3 separate regions of the Homo sapiens genome follow, and regions 1 and 2 are each linked to region 3. The links are chromatin loops, found by intact Hi-C in ENCODE. Cell type or tissue: IMR-90. All regions are shown on one strand.

Region 1 (2,500 bases), 85 kb after region 3:
TTAGCTTTTTGAGGCGCCACTGCAGTGTTTCCAACGGCACATGATGCATTTGCCGGTGGGTCTGTTTGGCCCCTCCATACCCACCCTCCACCTTTCTCGGCTCTGCTCTGTAACCGGACGTGGTCCTGGGTAGACAGTGCCAAAGGCCCCCTTCCCCTCCAATTCCAGGTTAGGCTCAGCCGGCGGGCGGGGTGACAGGAGGGAAGGCAGGGTGGGCGTTCCCAGGGCCCTCCCTGTGAGGTTGTCTCAGGGTGGCCGTGCAGCTGCATGGAGGTGGCAGCTCTCCCAAGGTGTGACTCCATGGGGATCGGAAGTGCTGCCTCCCTCCTCCCTGGGCCTGCGGTGAGAGCCCTGTGACCACACTCTCCTGGGGCTCCCTTCACCCACACTATTGCAAACACTCCCTTTGTAAATCAGCGGTCCCTGAATCATCTGGGCTGGAGTGAGTCCCCCATTTCCTGTTGAAATCAGCCCCCAGCCCCCGTGTGCTCTGGACTGGATGTGCCTTCGAGGCTGGAGGGGCAGGAGCTCCCCTCCTCGTAATCCCCAAGCCGAATGCCCAGCAGGACGCAGAGGTCAGTAGGGATATTTTGGACGCACGAAAGAATGGCCTCACTGTTTCGATAGTTGCTCACATATTCTAAGCACGTCGGAAACGCGGAGCTTCTGGCCTCGGGCCTGAGTGGAGAAAAGACCGGCTTCCCCGAGGGCTCTCTCGTCTATCAAAGGGAATCAAACTGACAGCTAGGTGCTGGGGACAGCCTCATGAAGAGGAGGAAGTTCACTCGGCAGAGGACCAGTGAAGGCTCTGCACTCTGGGAAGAACGAGGTCGTGGCTCAGCCCCACCTCGGGCTTACCTGGGCAGGTGACTTCGGCTGCCCGCCTGGGAGTGGGATATTCTTAGCTTCATGTGATGACCCTGTAAATAGGGTGCTTGTGGGGATGAAAGAGCTTCCTGCTCATGTAGGGCCAGGTAAGGGGACTTGAGGGACCCGCGAAGAGCCTGATGGTGCCCCGGGTGTGTGGGTGGCGGATCCCAGCTGCGTGGAGCCCCGGCTTGCACTCAGCATAGAGCACAGATGCACAAGAACTATTTGCTGAATAAACAAATAACAGAACATGGTAGTCCAGAGAAACCCTTGTTTATATAACAGGAAGACAGAAGAGAATGTTTATAGGAATATGGCTTATAAAGCCAACAAAACGGACACAGCTCAGAGGCTCATCAACAGGTGGCTGGACAAAAGAATGGGGCTGTATCCACGTGGTAGAATATTACACGGCAGTTAGGTGCGCGGATAATGGCTCCGTGTGCCCCCAGGCGCACCTTGCCATGGATGAATATCAAATATGATTGAGGGAGAAAAGTCAGGGAAAGAAATATATGTATATTCAATTTCATACATTTCACAAATGCTATACCTACTGCTGCCGTAACAAATCGCCGTGAATTTAAAACGTGTAGTTTAAAACAACACATATTGATTATCTTATGGCTCTGGAAGTCAGAAGTCCAGCATTGGTCTCACTGGTCTAGAATCCAGGTGTGGGCAGGGCTCTGGAGAGCAGTCCCCCTCCAGCACCTATGGGCCACCTGCGGTCCTCGGCTCTTGGCCCCACCCTTCGTCGTCAAGGCCAGCAGCATCTTCTCTCCCCGACCTTGGTCTCCATCCTCACATCTTCTCTCTCTGACTCTGACCCCCCTGCCTCCCTGTTGTAAGGACCTGATTAATTACACTGGACTCACTGCCCCACTACATCTGCAAAATCAGGTGACATATTCCCAGTTCCAGGAACTGGGACACCTTTGGAGGCCACCATTCTGTCTACTGCACAGATGAATGACAAACATGCACCCAGGAGAATGGGGGTCTCTGGGGAGGGCAGATGGGATAGGGGAGACATACAGAGGCACGTCTTCGGGGCTGGACAGCTTTATTATCACTGTTGAATTAAGAAACAGGGGTAGCAGTTTCTGCACCCACCCCTGTCAGGGACCCTCTCCAACAGCCCAGCCCCCAGTGGCTGCATCTCTGTGTCCCTGGCACACCTCACCATCATGATGGGGCTGGAGGTGGACATTGGTGAATACATATCCCAACTCCCTACCCCTGAGAGGGAGGGGAATTCTGGGCCCTTTTTCCAGAGCATCACCGTAGGGTTCCCCATCACCCTCCCTGGGAACTGGCTTCACATAATGTAAAGATAACCATTTTAAAGTAAGCAGTTCCATGGCATTTAGTACCTTCATGATGTGAGGCAGCCACCACCTCTGTCCGGTTCTAAAACATTTGCATCACTCCAAAGAGAACTTTGTACCATGTCCCATCACCCCCCTCCAGCCCTTGATGACTGTGGATCTGCTATCACCGCCGTTATTCCCCCTCCAGCCCCCAGCCCCTGGTGACTGTGGGTCTGCCATCACCGCCGTTATTCCCCCTCCAGCCCCCCAGCCCCTGGTGACTGTGGGTCTGCTACCACCCCCGTCATTCCCCCTCC
Region 2 (2,500 bases), 210 kb after region 3:
TCTAGCCTGAGCGACAGAGACTCCATCTCAAAACAATAATAATAATCATAATCATAAAAAAGCCTTTGAGTTGTGGGCATTTGATTCTGTCCAGCTGCTTGGGAACATGCCTGATATGAGTCCAGGCCTTCCGAGAGTGCCAAGTAGCCAAGGAAGGTGGGGTTTTGGTCCCTATCTGAAGGACGGTTGCACTTTTTTTCTTTGGGGTCTTCATCCCTGCAGTAGGCACTGAGAGAGAGGAGCAGGAGGAATGTGAAGTCCGGTGACCCCACCAACAACCCTCTGTCCTCCCTGCCCTCCTGCATCACCATGGCCCTGGTGGCGGGTCTCAGGAGGGAGCGGGGCCTTTTGGATCCTGTCACTCAGCAGCCTCTTCCAAAGCCCACAGAGCCGTGGGCTCCACAGGCGCCCCGAGTACCGTCCTCGATGAGATCTGCGGATTAGATCTGGAGCCTGTGCCCAGCTGTGTGTGCACTGTTTGCTTAAGGGGGTGAGCTGCCCTGGTCTGAGTCAGTTTTTCCATTTTAGCGGGAAGGAAAGAGTGATAGGGGAGGATTATCGCCAGGTAGGTGCTGCCTGTTTAGTTTCAGCCGACACACGGCCAAGGAGAAATGGGGCCCAGCAAGCCAGATGCTATAGCAGATAAGGCGCAGGCGGGCCAGGGGTAGAAATGGACCAGATGTTTCAGGAACTGAGCTGGAATAGCATCACAAAACCCCTCCTGGGTCAGGGACCTGGGCCACGATCCACATCTTTAAACCATCAGCATTTCAGAAAAGAAAAATGCAAACTCTGAGAGAAGCAGTGCCCCAGGCCTGATTTCCAAGTCCACCCTTTATCCTATTAGCAGAACGATGTGTTCTATGTGCCATGAGAGTCCTCAGGTTTGCCAAGGACCAGGCTCAAAAGAGTTTTACTCTTGGTTTTCACTTAAAATGGACCATGAGTCCTAAAGAATTGTCAAAGTCCTCTGAAGATTCGCTACCTGGGTAACTCACCTACGCCTACTGTATGCCCCAGACAGATTCTATTAGGAAAAGTTAGGAAGTTTCAATTTATTAGAAACCAGTGGAATAGAGATGCTGCTGCATATGTGGTCTTAGGCATTTCTAGTTTCAGGTCACCTCAGTAGCCAGAATTCACTGTAAACAGTGGTAACCCAAAGCCCTAGTTCATGCTCATGACATCAAAGCCTCAAACTTCAGTGTCTAGCTAGAGACCAGTGGTGGGAGTGGTGCCCCTGGAGGTTAAGGAGGGTATTGCATCCCAGCTCTACTAGACATTGTGAAAACCTAGGCTTGGCCTGGGTTGTACTAGAGTACTCATGGTGCGACCTCAAAACCATAACTTTCTTCTGTGCCTCAGTTTCTTCATGTGTAAAATGGAGCTGATGATGTCTCTCTACCTCATAGATTTGTGGTGAGCATCTAAGGAGGCACAGTTTAGATCTCTATAGAAACAGGCAAGGTCTCTTTGAGTTCTTCTTGCATCTCAGAGTGCCTGCCACTGTGAGGTGCTCAGTGAATGGTCACTGGGTTGAATTGTGAGTGCTTTGTAAACTCAGAGGGTGCTGACCAGCCCAGAGAATTGCTATGTTTTGAAGTAGCTCTCTGAAGTGGGGTGGAGAGCAGATGTTAGAAGCTGTGAACCATGCACCTGGGTTCTTTTAGGGGAGGATGGAAGGTACCAGAAGAGTGATCTCAGCTTACCACACCCACCACTGGCTGGCAGAGGTGGGGTATGCTGGGTTTGCTGACCCCAAAGAGGCTGGGTGGGAGAGGAAGCCGAGAGTTGCCTAGGGTGGCCTGGGGAGTTTGGTTGGGGAAGTGTCGGGGACACTATTCTCGGTGCTGCATCCAGGGAAGCTGCCCATCAGCCTTCCTTGGATTGGGATCTTTGGGATCAGGGATTCACTAATTGTCCCACATCTGACATTAATCTGGGCTCAGCCATGTGTTGCTGAGCTTCACACAGCTGTTTGCACCACCCCAGATCTTTCAAGGGGTCCCCAAGCAGATGACCAGTTTGCAGCAGGGCGTGTGTGTGAGGTACAGGAGCCTCCAGTCCTGTGGGCAGATGCTGACGGATGGGCTGATGGCTCCCAGCACCAACTGCTTTCTGTCGGTGACTTTCACTCCACCCACCAGTCCTGTGAGGTCAGTACGGTTCTCCTGACTCTGTGAGGACGTGCCCAGTTGACTTGGCCAATAGGGAGCAGAGCTGAGACTTGGTGGCTCTCTTAGACGCCAGTGTCCCCTCTGTGCTGCACCCATACCCCCCTCCCCATGCAACCCTGCCCAGCCCACTGCATCTTCCTGAGAGTTTTCCCAGATGTCACCCAGCACCTTCTTAGCTGTAATCTCTCCAGGCCCTTTCAACCTAAATGTCTTTAATTCTGGGATCAATCATCTCACCCTATAAATGACTCCCAGGAGCTCTTCCAGCTGTGCTCCAGAATTCCTTAAGCAGTGCCAACCTCGCTGTTCCTCCGACCGCTTCT
Region 3 (2,500 bases):
CAAGGTGTCAGTGTCACTGGAGGGCATGTGGTGGCAGGGGGCCCTGGGTGGGGACACGTCAAAAGGGCAGGACCCAGGAATTTTCCAGTAAGTACAAACCTAGTGAACTTTGGGTGCAACAAACAAGCTACTTGAGTTACAAACAATATACTTTAGAGAAAAGCAAACAATTTGCCAAAAAACCCCAAGTGAACTAGGAGCAAATGGAACATGGATTGAGGGGGCCATACAGCCATTTGACCATTCTAGTTGGTAGCAGGGGCTGCTGACAGCACTGTGATGAGAAGGACTCTGAGGCTTTGTCTGGGTGCAGCAGACACAGGCTTGATGGGACTGTCACTGTGCAGCTGTGTTCTTCATTGGGTGAGTTGGAAAGCGAGGGTGTGGGAAGGCAGACAGCTTAAAGGTCCAAGGCCAGCAGACTTTGTTCCACTGTCCTCCTGAATTTGGAATTTGGTGGTTTCTTTCTGTTGGACATGTCACCCCTCTTGGGGCTCTAGAAACTCCACCAGTCCCTGAACACCCACCCTGCCCCACCCCACCCCCGACACATAGGCAGAGACCTTGGTTTTGTTTGGAGAGTTACAACAGCTGATAAAGCTGGGTTGCAATTTTCTGAGTCCCCACTGGGTGGCAACCTCTAATTATTCCAAGTTTTAGGGTTTAGAAAACGAAAATACCTTACTGAAGAAATTCAGTAAAACCTATCTTTGCCGCTGAATTATGTGGATGACAGCACTGAATTTTGTCATGTTCAAGGAAGGAGGCATCTCATGGACCCTTTGTCTTCCCTGCAAGGGGCTCTGTTTCCTTGGCATGCAGGGCAACACTTGATGGGAACTGTGGCAAAAGCAACTTCCCCAGAGGTCAGGATGCTTGTGAAACCTCATCACAACGGAATATCCTCAGCTTGCTCCCCCAGAGAGGCCATGGGAGCTGTATGCAGGGTCAGCCCTACTTGGGTATCTTTAGTATACACAGAGCGAGGGGAAAACATCCTAAGGTGCCTCCATCGGCTCAGGACATAGCGGTCCCTGGTGCCGTGGCTGTCAGCATCCCTATCCACCACCTGAGGGCAGTGTCATCCTGCAGAGTGCACCCGGCAACCAAACTGGTGGCCCCTGCTGACTGGCTAAGCTCTGATGTTTCCCTGGCAACCACCTCCCGGCTCCTCCCTCTCCCATTTGCCCAGCCCTGGAACATGCTGCTTAGTTTGATTTGCAGATGCTGCCTTTTTGCTCTCTGTCCCCATGCTTAGGGGCCAAGATGCTGCCCCAGAATGGACCGTGGCGGGCTGTAGAAGCAGGGACGGACCCGCATATGAACATCCCTGATTCCGTCTTAGCTGAAGGGTCCTCCTTTTCCTCCAGTGCTTGTGTTTCCCACATCCTGCTCTGGAAATGAAGAGCAAAATACAGAGAAGGGGCTTTCAGGGCCAGGAGTGAAGGCAGAGAACTGTGTGATGCTTCTGCGATTCCCCAGGCAGAGCCCCTGCACCCCTCCTTGCCTGCTGCCCATCTCATGGGCTGGGGAGAGTGCCCTTCCCCTGCTTGCTGCTGAGGGGAGGGAGGGGATGCAGAACACTGTGGTTCAGAAGCATGGAAGTGTGGTGCCTGGGACATCTGCCCTGATTAGTCCCAGGGGAGATTTGTGGTGGTCCTTCTGGAGCAGACCTTGTCAACTACAAAGCGACTATGAATTCTAATGAGTTGAACCCCACTGGGACACAACTAAGTTGTCCCCAGAGACTGCAGGAAGCCTCAGGAGGGTGCCTTCTGAGGTCAAAGGAAGACAGAGGGGAGAAAGTGGCATGCCTGGGGCCTGCTTGTGGTGCCTGGCCTTGAGGCTGGTGGATGCCTGCATCTGGAGCTGGAGCCCTTGGTCCCAGATAAGCATGTGAGGAATCAAGTCATGGGGAAGGCAGTGAGTGTGGGAGGTGGTGGTGGGGTTGCTGATTTGGACAGCATGGCAGGTGGGGCCTCCACGGGAAGCCGACCTGTCCTAGTCCACTTGGGCTGGGTGGCTCACAGACAGCAGCTTATTGCTCATGGTCCTGGAGGCTGGAAGTCCAAGATCAAGGCACCTGCGGATTTGGTATCTGGCAAGGGCCCATTGCTGGTTCAGAGCTGGCTGCTTCTGTCTGCATCCTCACATGGCAGAAGTGAGCAAGGCAGTTCTCAGAGACTTCTTTTATAAGGGTGCTCATCCCACTCATGAGGGCAGAGCCTCCCAGAGGTCCCATCTCCCAACATCATCATCTTGGAGGTTAGGATTTCAATGCATGACTTTTGTTGAGACACAGATATTCTGTCTATAGCACAACTACACAGCAATACAGGGAAAGGCATCCCAGGCTGGGGGAACAGCATATACGAAGGCTCAGAGGCAGGAGAGAACTGAGGTGTGCAAAGAGTAACACAGAGACACATGGGGAGAGAGGCTGGTGATGAGGCGGGGACCATTGGGGCTGAGGGTTCTCCATGTTGCCCAGGCAGACATG

The links. A loop is a pair of places that touch in the nucleus more often than their neighbours do. Peaks named below come from ENCODE experiments on the same cell type or tissue, not always from the same donor. Only the 100,000 strongest peaks of a DNase experiment are listed, where the experiment ranks them.
Region 1: a loop joins it to region 3, with 2.5 times the contacts of the local background. A loop is called at or near these places in 9 of 110 quality-filtered maps.
Region 2: it touches region 3 in a loop (4-fold over the local background); 12 of 110 quality-filtered maps call a loop at or near these places.

The regions. Positions count from the first base shown.
Region 1 is chr9:134,533,765-134,536,264 of GRCh38, forward strand. The region is part of intron 2 of LOC100506532 (a long non-coding RNA gene); the gene reads left to right. Among named protein-coding and RNA genes, the nearest start is that of COL5A1, 110 kb to the right of the region's middle. In IMR-90, no CTCF peak of the experiment used is centred here; a DNase peak (open chromatin) is centred at 1,127.
Region 2 is chr9:134,659,356-134,661,855 of GRCh38, forward strand. The region is part of intron 1 of COL5A1 (collagen type V alpha 1 chain); the gene reads left to right. Among named protein-coding and RNA genes, the nearest start is that of COL5A1-AS1, 7.8 kb to the left of the region's middle. In IMR-90, a CTCF peak has its summit at 1,241; no DNase peak of the experiment used is centred here; H3K27ac peaks cover 799 bases.
Region 3 is chr9:134,448,670-134,451,169 of GRCh38, forward strand. The region is part of intron 1 of LOC105376311 (a long non-coding RNA gene); the gene reads left to right. Among named protein-coding and RNA genes, the nearest start is that of MIR4669, 71 kb to the left of the region's middle. RefSeq lists a silencer at 974-1,268. In IMR-90, CTCF peaks have their summits at 621 (motif pointing right) and 1,075 (motif pointing right); a DNase peak (open chromatin) is centred at 1,112.